Linked DNA regions of Homo sapiens: regions 2 and 3 are each linked to region 1. A link is a loop called in an ENCODE intact Hi-C map of the cell type or tissue named here. Cell type or tissue: PC-9. All regions are shown on one strand.

What was found. Hi-C counts contacts between places; a loop is a spot of excess contacts. Peaks named below come from ENCODE experiments on the same cell type or tissue, not always from the same donor. Only the 100,000 strongest peaks of a DNase experiment are listed, where the experiment ranks them.
Region 2: it touches region 1 in a loop (2.1-fold over the local background); 3 of 110 quality-filtered maps call a loop at or near these places.
Region 3: a loop joins it to region 1, with 2.1 times the contacts of the local background. A loop is called at or near these places in 2 of 110 quality-filtered maps.

Annotation. Positions count from the first base shown.
Region 1 is chr16:47,713,516-47,721,515 of GRCh38, forward strand. No RefSeq gene overlaps it. Among named protein-coding and RNA genes, the nearest start is that of LINC02133, 140 kb to the right of the region's middle. RefSeq lists an enhancer at 4,919-5,419. In PC-9, no CTCF peak of the experiment used is centred here; a DNase peak (open chromatin) is centred at 3,196.
Region 2 is chr16:47,770,709-47,778,708 of GRCh38, forward strand. No RefSeq gene overlaps it. Among named protein-coding and RNA genes, the nearest start is that of LINC02133, 84 kb to the right of the region's middle. In PC-9, a CTCF peak has its summit at 4,066; a DNase peak (open chromatin) is centred at 4,153; H3K27ac peaks cover 365 bases.
Region 3 is chr16:47,840,836-47,848,835 of GRCh38, forward strand. No RefSeq gene overlaps it. Among named protein-coding and RNA genes, the nearest start is that of LINC02133, 14 kb to the right of the region's middle. RefSeq lists an enhancer at 7,668-8,000. In PC-9, no CTCF peak of the experiment used is centred here; no DNase peak of the experiment used is centred here.

The DNA.
Region 1 (8,000 bases):
GACCCATCTGCTCTGGGCCCTAGGTCTCAGCCTATTGTCCTCATTAAGACTTCTGAATAAAACTAACTTTAATTCTTTAAAAGCTTAATTTTTGTCTTTAGTCGACAACAACAATGGCTAAGAAAAAGCAAGTCTAAAGTGGTGTCCTCAGTGGAGGGAGAGTCAGTCTGCCCGTTCTTCATTTTTTTTTTTCTTTTTTTCGAGACAGAGTCTTGCTCTGTCTCCCAGGCTGGAGTGCAGTGGTGTGATCTCAGCTCACTGCCACCTCTGCCTCCTGGGTTCAAGTGATTCTCGTGCCTCAGCCTCCCAAGTAGCTGGGACTACAGGCGTGCGCCACCATGCCAGGGTAATTTTTGTATTTTTAGTAGAGACGGGGTCACCATGTTGGTCAGGCTGGTCCCAAACACCTGAGCTCAGGTGATCCGCCCACCTCAGCCTCCCAAAGTGCTGGGATTACAGGCGTGAGCCACCGTGCCCTGCCTGACAGCCCCCCTGTTCTAAGAATGGAAACTTTCTTCTATTTCTGTTGCCTCTGCCTCTGCTCCATTGCATCTTCCCTCCGCATCCTTAATGGAGCTCCTGAGCCCAGTTCAGGATGGCTGTCCTTAGAATTCCAGAGATTTGGTTGGGGGAGTCGTCTCTCGGGTCATTGCTTCCCATGGGCATGGCACCTTTGATTGACAAACACAGAAGGGCTTGTAAACATCTCTTCCTGTCCAGGACTCAACACCTTTTAAGATCCATGGTTTCTAAAGAAAAACCTGGATTTGGTTGAAACCATGCATTTTGTATGCCATGATTAGGAGGAGAGACAGGGGCTTCTTCCCAAGCTGTGCCCTGCCCTGATCCTGGTGAGGACCCACATGGAGTGAAACCCCTGAGGGGCACCACAGAGGGGTCGGGGAGGTGTGCGGCAGAGACTGCATGCAGGCCCTGGCATTTCCAGGGTTGTACTCATGCGGGATGGTTCTTTTGAATCCAGAGGTTTAGTCCCTAACAACTCAGACCTGCACCTGGAGGAGCACATCTTCTATAGGGGATGGCACCTTTTACTTTCACCTTAGAGTCCACCTCCCAGTCCCCATCCTCCCCGGGCCCCACTAAAAAGAACAGTGACCTAGACTGGGTTGTCCTGATATTTTTCTTGCTGCATTAGAAAAGAATGATGCTATCCTGGCGAGTTTAGAATCCTTTAAGGAACGCGTGATCAAACGGTGGGACTGCTCACATCGATACTGTCGGGAATGAATGTGCCCCTTCCCTTTTTCTCCCATACCCCAAATATCCTTGCGGGTTCCTTTGTTCCTGGGTTCTTCCACTGACAGGATGAGCAGGTGACTTCCTGTTGCTAAGGGGATCTATCCCACCAGTAAGTACTACGACCTCTGCCCATCCATTTGTAGGACTCGAGTCTCACTATCTGTTCCCTACATGAGGGAGCTGCCTACTAGAACAGCTCTCATTGACAACTGAGTCAGGGTTCTGTCAGGAAAACCTTCTATCCACTGCAGCAGAATTGAATATCTATAATCACCTCACTCATAAACCTTCACTGGCTCCCTATTTTCTGCCTCTATGAGTCAGTCCCAGCTATTCACAGCCTTCAAAACAAACACACTTTGGGGGGTCCCCTTGTCTGAAATGCACTTCTCCTTCTGTCTTATTCAGTCCTTCCTTTCTTGTTTCCTCTTGTCTTCCAGAACTCTAGAGTTTCTACTGGGTTTTATGTTTGAATTCAGGGATTCCATGTAACTCCATACAATTATAGACCACAGATGATTCCCTGGCGAATTAATGATTCAGAAGGTCAGCACTTTCTTTAGCTGAAGTAGAAGCTTCAGCTTCTACTTTATTGGATTCAGCTCAGTATCCAATAAAGGCTAAATAAGTTGGGTGTCTTCACCCGGTGCCCACTACAGAGCTGAACATGTCGTAGAGGCTAAATAAATGCTTGCTAATTGATTTAAAAAAAAAGAGAGAGAGACTGGACAATAAATATCTATTATGAATGGGATTTGCCTAAAGGGAGATAGAATTATCTGATTGACTGAAAATAGGAAAGGGACTAAAGGCTGTTTTGGTAGTTTTATATGAGTGTGCAATCAGAATTAGAGCAATTCAGTAAACCTGTGCATGTTGATCTTATCTGAAAAATGGAAGGTTAAAAAAAATTCTAAGCCTGGCGTTTATGTGAACAGCTGATGAATGACTTTAGTAATTTGTAAGCAAAAAGCTTAGAATTCCAACTTTGCTTTGTAAAAATAGCTTGAGTCACATTCTGAAGCTGGAAGGTTTTAGGCAAATTAATAATACAGGTGATTTTTCAACTTCTGTTGAGTGGGTAAGTAAATAACCTGAACTAGCAGAATCAGCAGTTAGCTAAGTGGTTCTCTCAAATGCATCAGGGACTGTGCCATTAATTTTCTCTGCTGTGGAGGTGGAGGATGATCCCAACACAATTCCTTCTTCCTTTGGCTTGGCCCCTTATATCCTTGATAGAGCTTAGTCACAGCTCTTTGATTAAATACATTGTACTGTGAAAGCTTCCTGGGATTTGTCAACTAAAACTAAAATCCTAAGCCCCTTAATGATGGAACAAACCCTCCCTAGGCCAAGAGAACCCCAGAAAAAAACTTAAAAATGGAGTTCCTGGGCCGGCCGTGGTGGTTCATGCCTGTAATCCCAGTGCTTTGGGAGGCCAAGGCAGGCAGATCACCTGAGGTCAGGAGTTCGAGACCAGCCGGGCCAACATGGTGAAACCCCCATCTCTACTAAAAATACAAAAATTAGCTGGGCGTGGTGGCGCACATCTGTAATCCCAGCTACTCGGGAGGCTGAGGCAGGAGAATCACTTGAACCAGGGAGGCCAAGGTTGCAGTGAGCCGAGATTGCACCACTGCACTCCAGCCTGGGCGACAGAGCAAGACTCCGTTGCAAAAAAAAAAAGAAAAAGAAAAAGAAGTTCCCGGCAATGATGGGGAGGGAGGCTGGACATACCTCATTATCCCCTCTCCCTTTTAATACCCAGCTGACCAGCATTAGTGTTAAAATAGAGATCATAAGACTAGCAAAATGGACTCTTTGTGACAATAAGATACCAAATTATAGACAAGATCTAAGGCCATGCAAGGCAAGGGTTAAGTCATACCTGCAGGCCCTCAATATTGCTACATAGCATCCTTATCTTAATTTAAAACATTCCTTTCTGCTGACTCCAAGTTTTAGAAAGAGCCTTACGCTTTTAATCAAGTAATCTCTGAATCCACTTATAACCGCTAAGCCCCTGCTTCAAGATATTCCACCTTTTTGGGCCAAACCAATGTATTGGTTCCCAGTGCTGAAGTATGTCTCTGCCTGTAACTCCTGCCTCCCTCATTATAAAACCGAACTGTAATCCAATCGCATGGGGTTCACTTCCTCAGGACTCCTTGAGACTGTATTTCCTTGAGCCGTGGTCACTCCTATTGGTCAGAATCAACCTCTTTAAAACATCGTATAGAGTTTGGTTTTTCTGTTAACTGAGAAGAGGCCCAGAGCAGGAGTGCGGAGTGTGAGGTGAAGCAAACGGCCAGCTTCCCTCTCCGCGCTTTCCCATTAACTGGAGGACAGGTGCTCTTCCTTAGATCTCTCAGCTCCCTCTCCTCATCAGAAGCAGAGGAACCAGGAGTGACCCTAATCAGAGTCTAAAATTAGGATCATAAATGAGAAAGGACCCTGAAAAGTATTATAACACTTTAATATATGGTATATAATTATCGAAGTTTACTTGCCATAAGACAGCAGGTCTGCAGGGTGGTTATCCTATCACACGCTGCAGAAGAATGAAGCTTGATCATTTTTGAATCTTTTAACAGACATTGCATTGTTGTACATGTGGGAGCCTGACTTTAATATGTCCATGTTGGCATGAAGGAGAGTGATCGCATGGGCCTTGGGCTGACCTCAGCCCTCCCACACAGGAATCTCTGCCAAATCCTCCCAATGTTAATACTTCACTTGATGGGTACAAAAATATAGTTAGAGAGAATGAATAAGACCTATTGTTGTTGTTGTTGTTATTATTAATATTATTATTATTATTATTTTGAGACTGAGTTTCGCTCTTGTCACCCAGGCTGGAGTACAAGGATGCAATCTCGGGTCACTGCAACCTCTGCCTCCTGGGTTCAAGAAATTCTCCTGCCTCAGCCTCCCAAGTAGCTGGGATTACAGGTGCCCACCACCACGCCTGGCTAATTTTTGTATTTTTAGTAGAGATGGGGTTTCACCATGTTGGCCAGGCTGGTTTTGAATTCCTGAGTTCAGGTGATCCGCCTGCCTTGGCCTCCCAAAGTGCTGGGATTACAGGTGTGAGTCATGGCACCCAGCCTATTATTATTGTTATTATTATTATTTTGAGACAAGGTCTCACTCTGTCACCCAGGCTGGAGTGCAGTGGCATTATCATGCAGCCTTGACTTCCTGGGCTTACTGCAGCCTTGACTTCGGCTCACTGCAGCCTTGACTTCCTGGGCTCAAGCCATTCTCCTGCCTCAGCCACCCAAGTAGCTTGGTCTACAGGCACACACCACTATCTCATGTACCCCATAAATATATATATGCCTACTCTGTACCCACAATAACTTTTTTAAAAAAGGAGAATGCAGAAAAAATTCCAAAATAACAATTACAATAATTCACCACATTAGTTCCCCGTTCAAGGACCCTTCCCGGGCATCATTCCCTATGTCCTCACAACTACTGGGTTCCTGCTCTGGGGCCCAGGTGGTTCCCTTCCTCCTAAACCTGTGGCCCAATGTCCAGCTCAGTTCTTGCCCCTGCCTGACCATGGTGCAGCTGCATGGAAGGCCAATGCACTTGACCTCTGTGGCCAGGGCCGGGCCAAAGTGTGCCCAGTGGTGGGTGCAGGTGGAAATGATGGGGAGTGGCCCCCCGCACAGCTCAGGCTTGAGGCTTCATGAACCCCATGAACCAGAAGTGGGGTACGGAGTCAGGCAGCAGCCACTTTCTTCTGTTGCCACAATCCCTTTCAAGGCCAGTCTTGCTGTGTTTGGGGAAATGATGTTTTGGGGTGACATTGCCTCTCTGGAGGGATATGATACTTCTGACACACCATGTGGTGTCGCCATTTATTTCTATCCCGAGGAGGTGAAGGATAGAAGATCTGAACTCTGAGGAGCAGGGGGCATCGAGAAAGGGTATTTTGATATGTGAGGCATAAATTGAAGTCTCAGCTGTGCAAGAAGGCAGGAGGTAGATATAGGTTCTCCATCCATGAGGTTCCTGGATACCTCTGATGTCCTGTTGTCAAAACATGTGTTTAATGCAAGAGAGAAAGAGGGAGTTGTGTTTGGTGAGGGGCAAAGAGAAGACCTTTCATCCCACCCCCAGTGGCATGGCGAGTAGGTGAGTAGCAGATGATGTCCAGTGAGGCTTCTGGAGAACATCTCTGTCTCCAGTGTGGCCCGGGTTCAGTGCTGGCTGTAGTGAAACCAAGGTTTGTTGCTCTAGGACCCACCAGGCAAAAGCAAGTTTCCCTTCCAACTAACGCCAGTTCCTGTGGATGTGCTGGGGTCTCAGCCCCACTCCCCCATCTCAAGCACCTTATCCAGCAGTCATCTCTCTTACCCGCTTTTTCACTGGATCCTTTCTATTAGCATTACAGTTTGCTTATATCACCCCCATCTTAAAATAACCCTTCCTCCCTCACTCCACATGGCCCTCCATCCAGGCCATTTTCCTCCTCCCATGTGCAGCCACAGTTCTCAGAAGAGTTGTCTGCACATATTCCCTCCATTCTTCCACCAACTGCTCTGTCACTGAAATGACTCTTGCTAAGGGCACCAATAATTTTCATGTCGTCAAGTTCAAAGGACATTCTCTTAGCCTTCATCTCTCAGCAGCTTTTAAACAAATATCCTCTCACCGTTTAAAATACCATCTTCCCTTGGCTCCAGGTCATCACATGCTCCTGGTTGACCTCCTCCTTCTCGGCAGCTCTCCCTCAGCCTCTTTACCAGCACATCCTCTTCCATTTACCATTGACATGTTGGAGCTTCCCTTGACCTGGCCTGAGGCCCCTTCTCTGCTTTGTCATCTCTCCCTGGGTGGCCTCATTTACTTGCAGGACATCAATGGCCAATGTGCAACAATGACTCTTACATTTATTTCTTCAGCCCAGATCTCACCTCTGATATCAGAGTCATATTCAACTACCTACCTGACAGCTCAGTCAACATATCCAATGTTGAGCCTGTAACCACACCAGACCAATCTGGCTTGGCTTTTTGTGACAAAGCTGTGAGTTGTTTTTCATTTGCCATGGATCTCCGGGTTGAGGTCATATAACCTGAGCATGCCCAGATGAACCAAATGTGCAGCCAAAGGGGGAACCTAAGTGCTTGGGTGAAGGAGTGGGGACGGAATTAAGTGGACACCACATGGCAGGATCTAGGATCCAATCAGATCGAGCTCTAGAGTCACCCCATGGCAGAATCCAGTCAGATCATTCTTCCCAACATCACCTCATTGTGAGATCTAATCAGATCACACCTCATTAACCTACACTTATAAAACCCAACCAAAACCCCAGGCCGGGGAGACAGATTTGAGCATTTCCTCCTGTCTCCTTGCTGGTTGACTCACAATAAAACTTTTCTTTTCTCAAAAGCCAGTGCCATGGTATTGGCCTCTGTGCATTGGACAGTGAACCCATTAATTGCTTGGTCACAAACCCTAGTGATCTTTCTACCAACTTCAAAAATCTTACTTTTCTTCCAGTTTTCCTTCTGTAACCCATATACCCAGCAGTGGAGGCATCAAATTTGGAAGTCATCACTCCTCCCAGTGAATCAATTGCCAAGGTCTTTCAGTTCTGTTCCTAATAAATCTTGAATGAACTCACTGCCCCCATTTCCACTGTCCTGATCCAGGCCACTCTCATCTCCTTGCTGGACTTCTGTGATGGGCTCCTGACTGATCTTCCTGCCTTCATGCTTGCCTCCCTCCAATCCGTTCTCTCACCATCAGCAGGAGATACTTTTTCGAAATGAAAATCTGGACATGGAGGATGAGAGTAGCCAGGAAAACTTAAAACTCTTTAAACAATAGAAAACCCATTGCTCTAAAATAAAATTCAATGTCCTTTTCTCAGTTCCATAGATCCACCACAAAGCCTAATTTATACCTGTGTTTTTGCTACCTCCTCCTGTTCACTTCACTCCTTTTGCCTGGCTTTCTCCTACTCCGCCATCGGCTCTCAGTGCAAATGTCACTTTGCTGAGAGCCTTATCGAAACCCCAAGACCAGAGGCCTCCTCATGATACATGCTTTATTCTTTCAGGGAAGTAGAAGGAATAATCATGATTACAACTCAATAATTAAGTGATTAGTTTCTTAAAACCTTGTGTTACCTTTTAAGATAATGAAAATATTCTAGAACTGATTATGGTGATGGTTGAACAACTCTGTGAAAATACTGAAAGCCTTGAATTGTATACTTTCAGTGGGTGAGTTGTGTGATATGTGAATTATATCTCCATAAAACTGTCTTAAAAAGAAAAAAAAGACAGGCCTACATTTGAACGAAAGCTCTAGAAGAGGCAGGGAACTTGTCTATTTTGCTTAGCATTGATTACCTAGCATACAACGTGGTGACTCATATGAAGTATGTGCTTAAATATTGGTTGAGTGGCGGTGAAGGTGAGTAAATGACAAGGCTGCCCTTCTGAGTGGGTGTGGCTTTGTCAATGTTTTGTGTTTCTTAGATTTGAGAAAGATTGGCTTTAAATATGTTACACCCTATTTTAATGCTTTTTATGGAAATGCCCTGAGACCTCTGTCATGCTGAAAGCAGTGACCTGAATCTAGAGGCCCCAAGCCTATCAGAGCCCTGGAGCTGTTGCCTGGTTTCCCCTCCCAAAGCCTTCCTCTTCCAGCACATGGCCAGCTCCAAACCTGCAGATACAGCCAAATGCTTCCACGTGTCACAGTACTCATAC
Region 2 (8,000 bases), 57 kb after region 1:
AGTCATGAAGTCTTTGCCCATGCCTATGTCATGAATGGTATTGCCTAGGTTTTTTTCTAGGGTTTTTATGGTGTTAGGACTTACTTTTAAGTCTTTAATCCATCTTGAGTTAATTTTTGTATACGGTGTAAGGAAGCGATCCAGTTTCAGCTTTCTACATATGGCTAGCCAGTTTTCCCAGCACCATTTATTAAATAGGGAATACTTTCCCCATTTCTTGTTTTTGTCAGTTTTGTCCACTCATGATTTGGCTCTCTGTGTGTCTATTATTGGTGTATAGGAATGCTTGTGATTTTTGCATATTGATTTTGTATCCTGAGACTTTGCTTGAATTGCTTATCCGCTTAAGGAGATTTTGGGCTGAGACGATGGGGTTTTCTAAATATACAATCATGTCATCTGCAAACAGGGACAATTTGACTTCCTCTTTCCCTAATTGAATATGCTTTATTTCTTTCTCTTGCCTGATTGCCCTGGCCAGAACTTGCAACACTATGTTGAATAGGAGTGGTGACAGAGGGCATCCTTGTCTTGTGCTGGTTTTCAAAGGGAATGCTTCCAGTTTTTGTCCATTCATTATGATATTGGCTGTGGGTTTGTCATAAATAGCTCTTATTATTTTGGGATACGTTCCATCAATACCTAGTTTATTGAGAGTTTTTAGCATGAAGAGCTGTTGAATTTTGTCAAAGGCCTTTTCTGCGTCTATTGAGATAATCATGTGTTTTTTTTCATTGGTTCTGTTTATGTGATGGATTACTTTTATTGATTTGCATATATTGAACCAGTCTTGCATCCCAAGGATGAAAGTGACTTGATCGTGGTGGATAAGGTTTTTGATGTGCTGCTGGATTCAGTTTGCCAGTATTTTATTGAGGATTTTCGCATTGATATTCGTCAGGGATATTGGTCTAAAATTCCCTTTTTTTGTTGTGTCTCCTCCAGGCTTTGGTGTCAGGATGATGCTAGCCTCATAAAAAGAGTTAGGGAGGATTCCCTCTTTTTCTACTGATTGAAATAGTTTCAGAAGGAATGGTACCAGCTCCTCTTTGTACCTCTGGTAGAATTTGGCTGTGAATCCATCTGATCCTGGACTTTTTTTGGTTGGTAGGCTATTAATTATTGCCTCAATTTCAGAGCCTGTTGTTGGTCTATTCAGAGATTCAACTTCTTCCTGTTTTAGTCTTGGGAGGGTGTATGTGTCCAGGAATTTATCCATTTCTTCTAGATTTTCTAGTTTATTTGTGCAGAGGTGTTTATAGTATTCTCTGATGGTAGTTTGTGTTTCTGTGGGATCGATGGTGATATCCCCTTTATCATTTTTTATTGCATCTATTTGATTCTTCTCTCTTTTCTTCTTTATTAGTCTTGCTAGCAGTCTATCAATTTTGTTGATCTTTTCAAAAAACCGGCTCCTGGATTCAATGATTTTTTTGAAGGGTTTTTTGTGTCTCTGTCTCCTTCAGTTCTGCTCTGATCTTAGTTATTTCTTGCCTTCTGCTAGCTTTTGAATGTGTTTGCCCTGCTTCTCTAGTTCTTTTAATTGTGATGTTAGGATGTCAATTTTAGATCTTTCCTGCTTTCTCTTGTGGGCATTTAGTGCTATAAATTTCCCTCTACCCTCTGCCTTAAATGTGTCCCAGAGATTCTTGTACACTGTGTCTTTGTTCTCATTGGTTTTAAAGAACATCTTTATTTCTGCCTTCATTTCATTATTTACCCAGTAGTCATTCAGGAGCAGGTTCTTCAGTTTCCATGCAGTTGGGTGGTTTTGAGTGAATTTCTTAATCCTGAGTTCTAATTTGATTGTGCTGTGGTCTGAGAGACAGTTTGTTGTGACTTCTGTTCTTTTACATTTGCTGAGGAGTGCTTTACTTCCAACTATGTGGTCAATTTTAGAATAAGTGTGATGTGGTGCTGAGAATGTATCTTCTGTTGATTTGGGGTGTAGAGTTCTGTAGATATCTATTAGGCCTTCTTGGTCCAGAGCTGAGTTCAAGTCCTAGATATCCTTGTTAATCTTCTGTCTCATTGATCTGTCTAATATTGACAGTGGGGTGTTAAAATCTCTCATTATTACTGTCTGGGAGTCTAAGTCTCTTTTTAGGTCTCTAAGGACTTGCTTTATGAATCTGGGTCCTCCTGTATTGGGTGCATATATATGTAGGATAGTTAACTCTTCTTGTTGAATTGATCCTTTTACCATTATGTAGTGGTCTTCCTTGTCTCTTTTGATCTTCGTTGGTTTAAAGTCTGTTTTATCAGAGACTAGAATCACAACCCCTGGTTTGTTGTTGTTGTTGTTGTTGTTGTTGTTGCTTTCTATTTGCTTGGTAGATCTTCCTGCATTCCTTTATTTTGAGCCTATGCGTGTGTTTGCATGTGAGATGGGTCTCCTGAATATAGCATACTGATGAGTCTTGACTCTTTATCCAATTTGCCAGTCTGTGTCTTTTAATTGGGGCATTTAGCCCATTTACATTTAAGGTTAATATTGTTATGTGTGAATTTGATCCTGTCGTTATGATGTTAGCTGGTTATTTTGCCCATTAGTTTATGCAGTTTCTTCATAGCTTGGATATTCTTTACCATTTGGCATGTTTTTGCAGTGGCTGGTACCGGTTGTTCCTTTCCATGTTTAGCACTTCCTTCAGGAGTTCTTGTAAGGCCGGTCTGGTAGTGACAAAATCTCTCAGCATTTGCTTGTCTGTAAAGGATTTTATTTCTCCTTCATTTATGAAGCTTAGTTTGACTGGATATGAAATTCTGAGTTGCAAATTCTTTTCTTTAAGAATGTTGAATATTAGCCCCCACTCTCTTCTGGCTTGTATGGTTTCTGCCAAGAGATCTGCTGTTAGTCTGATGGGCTTCCCTTTGTGGGTAACCTGACCTTTCTCTCTGGCTGCCCTTAACGTTTTTTCCTTCATTTCAACTTTAGTGAATCTGACAATTGTGTGTCTTGGGGTTGCTCTACTCGAGGAATATCTTTGTGGTGTTCTCTGTATTTCCTGAATTTGAATGTTGGCTTGCCTTGGTAGGTTGGGGAAATTCTCCTGGATAGTGTCCTGAATAGCATTTTCTACACTGTGTTCCATTCTCCCTGTCACTGTCCAGTATACCAATCAAACGTAGATTTGGTCTTTTCACATAGTCCCATATTTCTTGGAGGCTTTGTTCGTTTCTTTTCACTCTTTTTTCTCTAATCTTGTCTACTTGCTTTATTTCATTAATATGATCTTCAATCACTGATATCCTTTCTTCCACTTGATTGAATCAGCTATTGAAGCTTGTGCTTGCATCAAGAAGTTCTCATGCCATGGTTTTCAGCTCCATCATGTCGTTTAAAGTCTTCTCTACAGTGTTTATTCTAGTTAGCCATTCGTCTAACCTTTTTTCGAAGTTTTTCTCTTCGTTGCAATGGGTTCAAACATCCTCCTTTAGTTTGGAGAAGTTTGTTATTACCGACCTTCTGAAGCCTACTTCTCTCAACTCATCAAAGTCATTCTCCATCCCGTCTTGTTCTCTTGTTGGCGAGGAGATGCAATCCTTTGAAGGAGAAGTGACGCTCTGGTTTTTGGAATTTTCAGCTTTTCTGCTCTGGTTTCTTCCCATCTTTGTGGTTTTTTATCTACTTTTGTTCTTTGATGTTGCTGACCTACAGATGGGGTTTTGGTGTGGGTGTCCTTTTTGTTGATGTTGATGCTATTCCTTTCTGTTTGTTAGTTTTCCTTCTAACAGTCAGGTCCCTCAGCTGCAGGTCTGTTGGAGTTTGCTGGAGGTCCACTCCAGACCCTGTTTGCCTAAGTATCACCAGCGAAGGCTGCAGAACAGCTAGTATTGCTGTCTGATCCTTCCTCTGGAAGCTTCATCCTGGAGGGGCACCCACCTGTTTCAGTTGTCTGTCGGCCCATACTGGGAGGTGTTTCCCAGTCAGGCTACACAGGGGTCAGGGGCCCACTTGAGGAGGCAGTCTGTCCATTCTTGGAGCTGGAATGCTGTGCTGAGAGAACCACTGCTCTCTTTAGTGCTGTCAGACAGGGAAGTTTAAGTCTGCAGAAGCTGTCTGTTGCCTTTTGTTCTACTATGCCCTGCCCCCAGAGGTGGAATCTATAGTGGCAGTAGGCCTTGCTGAGCTGGGATGGGCTCCACCCAGTTCTTGCTTCCAGGCCTCTTTGTTTACACTGTGAGCTACTCAAGCCTCAGCAATGGAGGACGCCCTTCCCCCTATTTCAATAGATATTTAAAAAGCATTCAAGAAAATTGAACATCACTTAATGAAAAAAACTCTCAAAAAATTGGTGAAGAAACATACTTCAACTTGATAAGGACCATGTATGACAAATCCACAGTTAATATCATACTGAATGGGGAAAAATTGAAAGCCTTTCCACTAAGATCTGGAACAAGACAAGAATGCCTACTTTCATCACTTTTATTCAACATTGTACTGAAAGTCCTAGCTAGAGTAATTAGACAAGATTAAAAAAAGTAAAGGGCATCCAAACTGGAATGAAGTCAAATTGTACTTGTTTACAGATGAAACAAACTTATATTTAGAAAAACCTAAACACTCGACTCAGAAACTACTAGAACTGATTAAGGAATTCTACAAGCTATAGGATACAAAATAAAGCTGGAGATATCACACTATCTGACTTAAAATTATACTATAAATCTATAGTAACCAAAACAGCATGTACTGGTACAAAAACAGACCCATAGACCATTGGAACAGAATAGAGAACCCAGAAATAAATCCACACACTTAGGGCAACTTATTTTTGACAAAGACATCAAGAACATACATTGGGAGAAAGGATAATCTCTAATAAATAGTGCTGAGAAAACTGGATATCTGTATGTAGAAGAATGAAACTGGATCTCCATCTTTTACCACAAAGAAGAATCAACTCAAAATGGATTAAAGACTTAAATGTAAGACGTGAAACTATGAAACCACTAAAAGAAAACACTGGGGAAACACTACAGGACATTGATCTGGGCAAAGAGATTTTGAGTAAGACCTCAAAAGCACAGGCAACAAAGGCAAAAATATACAAATGGGATTACATCAAGCCAAAAAGCTTCTGCACAGCAAAGGAAATGGTAAAAGAAGTAAAGGGATAACCTGAAGAATGGGAGAAAATATTTGCAAACTCTCCATCCAACAAGGGATTAATATCTAGAATATAAAGGAAACTCAAATGACTCGATACCAAAAAACAAACAATCTGGTTTTAAAAATGGATTAAATACCTGAATCGACATTTCTCAAAACAAGAAATACAAATGGCCAGTAGATATATGAAAAATGGCCAACATCACTAATCATCAGGGAAAGCAAATCAAAACCACAATGAGATACCATCTCACTCAGTTAGAATGACTGTTATCAAAAAGACAAAAAATAACAAATGCTGGCGGGGATGTGGAGAAAAGGGAACATGCATACACTGTTGGGGAGGAAAGTAGTACACAGTTATGGGAAAAGTATGGAGGTTCCTAAAAAAACTAAAAATAAAACTACTATATGATCCAGCAATTCCACTGCTAAGTATATAACCAAAAGAAAGGCAATCAGTATCTGAAAGCAATATCTTCACTCCCATATTTATTGCCTCATTATTCACAATACCCAAGATAAGGAACCAATCTAAGTGTCCCTTAATGAATAAATTCATAAAGAAAATGTACCTATACAGAATGGAATATTATTTGACCATAAAAAATGAAACCTTATCATTTAAAGCAACATAGATGGAACTGGAGGTCATTATGGTAAGAGAAACAAGCCAGGCACAGAAAGACAAACATCATGTGTTTTACTCATATGGGAGAGCTTAGAAGGTGGATGTCATGGAAGGAAAGGATAGAATGGTGGTCACCAAAGGCTGGGAAGGGAAAAGGAAAGGGAGGTACGAAGATAAATGGATTAAGGGGTAAAAATATACAGTTAGATAAAAGAAATAAGTTCTCGTATTCACTAGTATAGTAGGGAAATTATAGTTAACAATAATTCATTGAGAAGAATTCTAACATTTCCAACACAAAGAAAAGGTAAATGTTTGAGGTGATGTATATCCCAATGATACTAATTTGATTATTACACATTGTATAAAGGTATCAAAATATCACACATACCCCTAAAATATGTACTACTATAATATAGCAACAAAACATTAAAAAAAAAGAATACAAGAAGAAGAAGACCCATTTTCGTGGAGGGAATCAGATAATAAAACAGGACACATAGTAGGCAAGTTGGTGATATGTGATTTGGAGGAAAATAAAACAATGGAGTCTTAGAAGAGAGTCACAATTTAAATAGGGAGGTCAGATAAGGCCTTACAACTCAGTTGATCTCTGAGAAAAGGAGAGAGGGAAGGAGCCATCTTGGTTTCTGGGGGCAGAGTACCTGGTTGGAGGAAATAGCAACTGTGCAGAGCCTGTAGTGGGAACCTGCCTAGATTATTTGAGGTCTTTGTGGCTGGAAGGGAGTTAGTTAGGGGAAGGGCAGGGGGACTAGAATGTATTGTTTTATGGGCCATTGTGGGAACCTTGGCTTTTACTCTTAAGGAAATGAGGATTTTGAACAGAGTTGTGACATACTATGGCTTGTGGTTTAGCAGAAGGTGATATAAAAAATACATGTGGTCTTCATCTCCAGTTTCTGGCACAGAATTCCTAAAACCTTTGGAATTTGCTGAGTGATGGGAGTGTTTTTTGTATGTAAACAAGATGATTCAAGGGGTGGGAAAGCCCTAGAGAGTTTCAGGGTGGGGCTGGTCACCAGAATAACAAACCCTTGCTTAGAGGGTTAGAACTTCCAGACTTACCTCCTAGCTCTAGGGAGAGGAATGGGACTGCAGATGGAGTTCATTCTCCAGTGGCCAATGATTTAATCAAAACTGCCTATGGAATAAAAGCTCCATTAAAACTCTGAAACTACTAGAGTAGGTGAGCTTCCAGGTGGATGAACATATTGATGTGCTGGGAAGTTCAACTGCCTGGAGAAGGCACAGAAATTCTGCACACCCCACCCTCAATCTTCCAATGCCTTCACCTGTGCATCTCTTCCCTTTGGCTGTTCCTGAGTTGTAGCCTTTGTAACAAAACTGTAATGGTAAGAATAGCACTTTCCTTAGTTCTGTGAATCACCCTAGTGAATTATCAAACTGAAGGAGAGAGAGCAGTCGTGGGAACTCTTGAATTAGTAGTTGGCCAGGAAGAAGTGCAGGTAGCCTGGGGACCCCATTTGTGGCTGGGCCCTGAAGTACAGGCAGTCTTGTGGGACTTGTAGAACCCTTAACTTGTGGAGGTCTGTGCTAACTCTGGGTAGTTAGTGTCAGAAATGAATTGAATTATAGGAAACTCAGTTGGTATCAGAGAACTAGAGAATTGGTTATTGGAAAAGAGACAAAACACCGAATGACTCTGACTCTTGTGTGGAGGGTAGTAGGAAGGGGACCAACAGCAGAAGAGTCAGGGAGACAAACCAGCCACCTAATGTAAGTAACTGGGAGAGACAGCAGCAGTCATGATAAGACATACTTGTGATGCAGTGTGGGCAAGCCCCAAATTTGGGGCTTAGCCAGGGAGAGTTCTTGGCTTCACCCAGGAAATAATTCAAGGGTGAGGTGGTGGTGGTAGCAGCTGTTATTGAAGTGGCAGTGTATGGCCGCAGCAGAGGTCCTGCTCCTTGCAGAGCAGGGCTACCCCATAAGGCAGTGCGCCCAGAGCAGCGGCTCAGGGGCAGTTCTGCAGTCACATTTATAACCACTTTTAATTATATGCAAATTAAGGGATGGAGTATTCAGAAATTTCTAGTAAGGGGCAGTAACTTCTCGTGTTGCCATGGAAAGGGGTGGTAAATCTTAGGCGTTGCCATGGCAATGGTAAACTGACATGGAACACTGGTGGGGTGTCTTATGGAAAGCTGCTTTCCATAAGACCCTGTCTTAACTAGTCCTCAATTTGGTCCAGTGTCTGAGCCTTCCTCC
Region 3 (8,000 bases), 130 kb after region 1:
CCACAGCCCGGGATTCCTCCTAAGCTGTGTCCCATCTGTGTGGGACCCCACTGGAAATTAGACTGTCCAACTCACCCAGCAGCCACTCCTAGAGCCCTTGGAACTCTGGCCCAAGGCTCTCCGACTGACTCCTTTCCAGATCTTCTCAGCTTAGCTGCTGAAGACTGACACTGCCTGATCGCCTCGGAAGCCTACAGGACCATTAAAGACACCGAGCTTTAGGTAACTCTTACAGTGGAGGGTAAGTCCTTCCCCTTCTTAATCAATATGGAGGCTACCCACTCCACATTACCTTCTTTTCAAGGGCCTGTTTCCCTTGCTTCCATAACTGTTGTGGGTATTGATGGCCAGGCTTCTAAACCCCTTAAAACTCCCCAACTCTAGTGCCAACTTGGACAATATTCTTTTATGCACTCCTTTTCAGTTATCCCAACCTGTCCAGTTCCCTTATTAGGTCTAGGCATTTTAACTAAATTAGCTGCTTCCCTGACTATTCCAAGGCTACAGCCACACCTCATTGCCGCCCTTTTCCCCAGTTCAAAGCCTCCTTCACATCCTTCCCTTGTATCTCCCCACCTTAATCCACAAGTATAGTACAACTCTACTCTCTCCTTGGTGACTGATCATACACCCCTTACCATCCCATTAAAACCAAATCACCCTTACCCCACTCAATGCCAATATTCCATCCCACAGCATGCTTTAAAAGGATTAAAGCCTGTTATCCATCACCTGTTACAGTATGGCCTTTTAAAGCCTATAAACTCTCCTTACAATTCCCCCATTTTACCTGTTCAAAAACCAGACAAGCCTTACAGCTTAGTTCAGGATCTGTGCCTTATCAACCAAATTGTTTTGCCTATCTACCCTGTAGTGTCAAACCCATATACTCTCCTATCCTCAATACCTCCCTCCACAACCCATTATTCTGTTCTGGATCTCAAACATGCTTTCTTTACTATTCCTTTGCACCCTTTATCCCAGCCTTTCTTCACTTTCACTTGGACTGACCCTGACACCCATCAGGCTCAGCAAATTACCTGGGCTGTACTGCCTCAAGGCTTCACAGACAGCCCCCATTACTTCAGTCAAGCCCAGATTTCTTCCTCATCTGTTACCTATCTCGGCATAATTCTCATGAAAACACAAGTGCTCTCCTGCTGATCATGTCCAGCTAATCTCCCAAACCCAAATCCCTTCTACAAAACAACTCCTTTCCTCCCTAGGCATGGTTAGGTACTTCTGCCTAGGTACCTAGGTACCTAGGATACCTAGTTTTACCATCCTGACTAAACCATTATATAAACTCACAAAAGCAAACCTAGCTGACCCCACAGAGCCTAAATCCTAGCTGACCCCACAGAGCCTAAATCCTTTCCCCACTCCCCTTTCTGTTCCTTAAAAACAGCCCTAAAAGCTGCTCCCACACTAGATCTCCCTAACTCATCCCAACCTTTTTCATTACACACAGCCGAAGTGCAGGGCTGTGTGGTTGCAATTCTTACACAAGGACCAGGACCACGCCCTATAGCCTTTCTGTCCAAACAACTTGACCTTACTCTTTTAGCCTAGCCCTCATGTCTGCGTGCAGTGGCTGCCACTGTTTTAATACTTTTAGAGACCCTCAAAATCACAAACTATGCTCAACTCACTCTGTACATTTCTCATAACTTCCAAAATCTATTTTCTTCCTCCCACCTGATGCATATACTTTCTGCTCCCCGGCTCCTTCAGCTATACTCACTCTTTGTTAAGTCTCCCACAATTACCATTGTTCCGGACTTCAATCCAGCCTCCCACATTATTCCTGATACCACACCTGACCCCCACGACTGTATCTTTCTGATCCACCTGACATTCACTCCATTTCCCCATATTTCCTTCTTTCCTGTTCCTCACCCTGAACACACTTGGTTTATTGATGGCAGTTCCACTAGGCCTAATCGCCACTCACCAGCAAAGGCAGGCTATGCTATAGTATCTTCCACACCTATCATTGAGGCTACCACTCTGCCCCCTCCACTACCTCTCAGCAAGCTGAACTATTGCCTTAACTCAGGCCCTCACTCTTGCAAAGGGACTACACATCAATATTTATACTGACTCTAAATATGTCTTCCATGTCCTGCACCACCATGCTCTTATATGGGCTGAAAGAGGTTTCCTGTCTATGCAAGGGTCCTCCATCATTAATGCCTCTTTAATAAAAATGCTTCTCAAAACTGCTTTACTTCCAAAGGAAGCTGGAGTCATTTGTTGCAAAGGCCATCAAAAGGCATCAGATTCCATGGCTCAGGACAATGCTTATGCTGATAAGTTAGCTAAAAAAGCAGCTAGCATTCCAACTTCTATCACTCACGGCAGTTTTCCTCCTTCTCATCTGGCCACTCCCACCTACTCCCCGACTAAAACTTCCACCTATCAATCTCTTCCCACACAAGGCAAATAGTTCTTAGACCATGGAAAATATCTCCTTCCAGCCTCACAGGCCCATTCTATCCTGTCATCATTTCATAACCTCTTCCATGTAGGTTACAAGCTGCTAGCCCACCTCTTAGAAGCTCTCATTTCCTTTCCATCGTGGAAATCTATCCTTAAGGAAATCACTTCTCAGTGTTCCATCTGCTATTCTACTACTCCTCAGGGATTGTTCAGGCACCCCCCCCACCCTTCCCTACACATCAAACTCAGGGATTTGCCCCTGCTCAGGACTGGCAAATTGACTTTACTCACATGCCTCGAGTCAGGAAACTAAAATACCTCTTGGTCTGGGTAGACACTTTCACTGGATGGGTAGAGGCCTTTCCCACAGGGTCTGAGAAGGCCACTGCAGTCATTTCTTCCCATCTGTCAGATATAATTCCTCGGTTTGGCCTTCCTACCTCTATACAGTCTGATAACGGACCAGCCTTTATTAGTCAACTCACCCAAGCAGTTTCTCAGGCTCTTGGTACTCAGTGAACTAATGGTCTTTTAAAAACACACCTCACCAAGCTCAGCCACCAACTTAAAAAGGACTGGACAATACTCTTAACACTTTCCCTTCTGAGAATTTGGGCCTGTCCTTGGAATGCTACAGGGTACAGCCCATTTGAGCTCCTGTGTAGACCCTCCTTTTTCTTAGGGCCCAGTCTCATTCCAGACACCAGGTCAATTTGGACTGTGCCCCAAAAAACTTGTCATCTCTACTATCTTCTGTCTAGTCATACTCCTATTCACCATTCTCAACTACTCATAAATGCCCTGCCCTTGTTTACACTGCCAGTTTACACTGTTTCTCCAAGCCATCACAGCTGATATCTCCTGGTGCTATCCCCAAACCACCACTCTCAACTCTTAAATAAATAATCTTTGCTGGCAGGGCTATGCTGAACTTCCTTAGGCACTCTCTAATTGGATGTCCTAGGTCCTCCCAATTCTTAGTCCTTTAATACCTGTTTTTCTCCTTCTCTTATTCCGTTTAGTTTTTCAATTCATACAAAACCATATCCAGGCCATCACCAATAATTCTATATGACAAATGCTCCTTCCAACAACCCCACAATATCACCCCTTACCACAAAATCTTCCTTCAGCTTAATCTCTCCCACTCTAGGTTCCCATCCCACCCCTAATCCCACTCAAAGCAGCTCTGAGAAACATCGCCCGTTATCTCTCCATACCATCCCCCCAAATTTTTGCTGCCCCAACACTTTACCACTGTTTCATTTTATTTTTCTTATTAATATAAGAAGACACTGATAATGGATTAATATCCATAATATATAGTAAACTCCTAAAACTCAACACCAAAAAAGGAAACAACATAATTCAGCAATGTTCAAAGGACTTGAATATACATTGAATCTCCAAAGATTTACAGATGGCCAATAAGCACATGAAACGATGCCCAATATCACTGAATTACTGATCATTAGGGAACCGCAAAGAAAAACTACCATGTGATACCACCTCCCACCGATTAGAATGGCTGCTATTAAAAAAAAAAAAAAAAGAAACCACAGAAAACAAGTGTTAGTGAGGATATGGAGAAATAGGAACCCTTGTGCACTGCTGCTGGGAATGTAAAATGGCACAGCTGCTATGGAAAACAGTATGAAACTTCCTCAAGAAAATTAAAAATAGAATTACCATATGATTCAGCAATTCCACTTCTGGATATATATCCACAAGAATTGAAAGCAAGGTCTTGAAGAGATCTTTGCACACCCATGTTCATAGCAGCATGATTCCCAATAGCCCAAAGGTGGAAGCAATCCCAATGTCCATTGACAGATGAATGGATACACACATATATACATATTTATTAATTTGTTAGTGCCACCATAACCAAATATCACAAACTGGGTGGCTTAAACAACAGAAATTTATTCTCTTACAGCTGCGGATGCTACAAGTCCAAGATCAAGGTGTGGCAGGGTTGGGTTATCTGAGGCCTTTCTCCGTGGCTGGCAGGGGACTGCCTTCCTGCCATGTCCTTCCATTCATCCCTTCTCTGTGTAAGTGCCTCCCTGGTGTCTCTTCCTCTTCCTATAGAGACAGTAGTCCTATTAGGTTAGGGCTCTACACTTACGACTTCATGTAACCCTAATTACCTCTTTAAAGGCCCTATTTCCAAATATAGTTATATTGGGGGTTAACTAAGGCTTCTACACTTGGGTAAGGGCACAATTCAATCTATAACAACTTGTAATAGAATATCATTCAGCCTTAAGAGGAAGGAAGTCTGTTACCTGCAAAAATATGGATTAACCTTGAGGACATTATCACCAAGTCTACACCAAAGACTCCCATCATGTGATTTTTAAAAACTGTTGTTCCCTCTCCTGCCAGCCAGAGCACCCACCCCTTCTGCCTGCATCTTCCTGTCACATACCTCTGAGCCTTTGTACACTGCTATTTTCTCTCCTGGAATGTCTTCTCTTCGCTCCCCTCATCAGAGCAAATCTTGTTCACCCTTCTAAGCCCAGCCAAAGTGCTGTCTTTGAAGTTCCTATTCCTGAAGTAGAGCTCATGTCTCTTCTGTGTTCCTCCAGTTCTTTGTACAACATGCTAGATCACAACTCTCTCTCTTTCAGCCTCCTCCACCAAACCGTAAGCTCTCAAAGGCACAGAGTCTCTCCTCTCTCCTCATTCATGCCTTGTACAATGACCATACATGGTAGATACCAATGTTTGTTGAGTGAATGCAGGCGCAGGTAGGCAAACAATGGTAAGGGAATTAAGACTAGCATGGCTCAATCATATTTGGTTACCTTGTCCATTCAAAGTGTGGTGGCAAAGTGTGGTACGTGTATCAATAGTGGCCCACAGGATGACTTTAGGTAGCACCTGGATGAACCCATTTTTACATAGTTATGTAACCGCCCAATGTGTTAATTTTGCCTGCTGGTCAGGCAGAGCTGACTTATCAAGATGGGGGAATTGCATTAGAGTAAGAGTTTAATTCAAGAAGAGCCAGCTGAATGGGAGACTGGAATTTTATTACTCAAATCAGTCTCCCTGAACATGTGGAGACTAGGGTTTTTCAAGGATAGTTTGGCAGGCCAGAGAATGGGTGCTGTTGATTGGTTGAGGATGCCATCATAGGGGTGTGGAAAGTGATCCTCCTGCATGCTCAGTCTGCTTCTGAGTGGGACCACCGGACCCCTTGGTAGGTCCAGGTGGAGCCATCTGTCATCAGAAATGAAAAAACCTGAAAAGACATCTTAAGAGGCTAATCTTATGTTCTACAAGAGTGATTTATCTGCAGGAATAATTGGGAAAGTTGCAAATCTTGTGAACCCCAGCATAATGACTGGTAATCCTTTACATGTTAGCAGAATTCAGGCTCATGTCATCCTCCTGACCTGGTGGTCTTTCATTAGCCTTACAAAAGTGGTAGAGTTTCGGGGAAGGGATATTACCATTTGAAGTATAAACTAAATGTCTCCCAGAGTTAACTTGGACTAGGCCCAGGAATAATTAGGGCAGTTTGGAGGTTAAAGGCAAGATGGAAGTGAGTTAGATCAGATCTCATTCATTGTCATAATTTTCTCACTGTTATAATTTTTCCAAAGGTGGTTTCAGTTATAAGCTCACATTAACGTGTTCTAGAAAAGATATAACTACATCTGAAACCTGCAATTTCATGGATCTCATTGCTTCTTGAAGGAAATAAAGATATTTTACTCCAAAATCTATTTATTTGACATATTTTGAAATGGCTGCCACAGAGCCAACAGACAGAAGTGGCTTGCAAAGCTGTCTTTTGTGGGGGAAATTTGCATCTGTAGAGAATCTCCATGGATGCAGCCAGGCCTTCCGTTTCTAGGCCTTTCCTGGATCTATGGGAGATTGAGAGTCTGACCCTTTAAATGTCAGAAAAGGGACATTTACCATATGTTCTCTTTAGGGCTGCCACCCAAGAGGCTTACTCTACATAATGAGACCCCCTTTGGTAGCCAGGCCCCTTCCTCTCCCCTTCTCATAACCTGCCTTGGCACTAAACTTGATCTACCAACCTAACCTGTTTTGGGCCATGCTCTGAGCATGCATTATTTCTATAACCTCGAGATGCTATGCAAGCTTTGGAACCTAACCAGGGAATTACATCATCATTCTCAAGGTTCCTGTGTATACATATTACACACATTTGTCTGCCTTTTGTGAGTTGATTTTTCAGCAGAACTTCAGAGGGTCAAGGGGAAAGCTCTTCCTTGGCCCTCAGTTCTCATGAGGCTAAGTAAGAAGAAGTCAATTTAACTAAAACCGAGTAAGTAATGCTACAGGTGGCTCACAGGCATGGCAAAAATCTGAAATGTTGGAAGAAGGAGAAACATGGGGCTAGTCTTTAGTCTCATTTTTAGGCAGAAGTATAGACTGATGTTCCCAATGACATTTGGAGAATGGTATTTTCCATGATTCATTCTTCTTTTCAATCTTCACTAGCAGGAAGCAGTGGCGTGAGCTGGGGAGGGGAAGTAAAGGCGTCCTTAATCGTGTCTCCACCTGCCTTCCAAGATGCTGCCTTCGATTTTGTTTTGAGTAAGGGATGATAAGCCATCCTCTTAGAGAGCATCAGCTCATTCCTTTCATAGCCAAGCTCATCAGCATTTCTGGTGATTGTGTATTGTGGTATCTGCAAACAAGTGATGTATATTCTGCAGGCTTTTCAACCAGGATATTTGTAAGATACATGTTAAAAAGATGGGTCTTGGTTTGCTTCCAAGTCACAAAAATGTGAATCCTCTTTAAAAATGGTATTTGCACCTAAAGCTGACCTATGGAATGGAGTGGAGGTGGGCAGGTGGTAACCAGGAGGTGGCAAGGGGAGGAAGAGCCAGATGGGGGGAGGTGGTAGTAGTATTTTTTATATTACAGGAAGATGTTTTGCCTTACAAAAGGATTAATCACAGGGTTCCTTTTAAGCAGAAAGTTTCATGCATTTTAAAAGATGATTTGATTTACAAGAAACTTTTCAGGAACACAGCTGCTGGGCAAAGCAAGCTATTTACACTGACTTGAAATCCATTTTATGAGCCAGGAGTCTGGGGTGTCAGGGGGAGTGATAAAACTCCTTTAGGTTTTAATTGACAAGTGATATTGACTAGCACAGTTAGGAGCCCAGGTATTGGGCCTGGTCCAGCGTGTTCCCATAGTAAATATGCGTGAATGTGCTGAGTGCTTGAGTATTGATTCATTTATTTACCTGTTTGGCTGTTGCTGTGAAAGGCTTTGTATTTTGCAGCTTTGGAGCCAAGCTGCCTTTCACAGAAGGCTGTGTTAGAATGTACTAGATTGTTCAGCATGAATCATCTGGCTCGATGGCCTATGGGGAGGGAGCTTGGCCTCGTACATCACTGCAAGACAGAGACTCAAAGACATCTGTGGAGGGGAGGCACACAGGGGGTTAGGGAGCCACAGGAATGAGGAGATGAGATCTTTTTCTCAAAAACAAGCCTTAGGGTTGCTTTAAAGCCCCCTTTTCCCTTTTATTCAGACTGCTAATAGCTACCTCC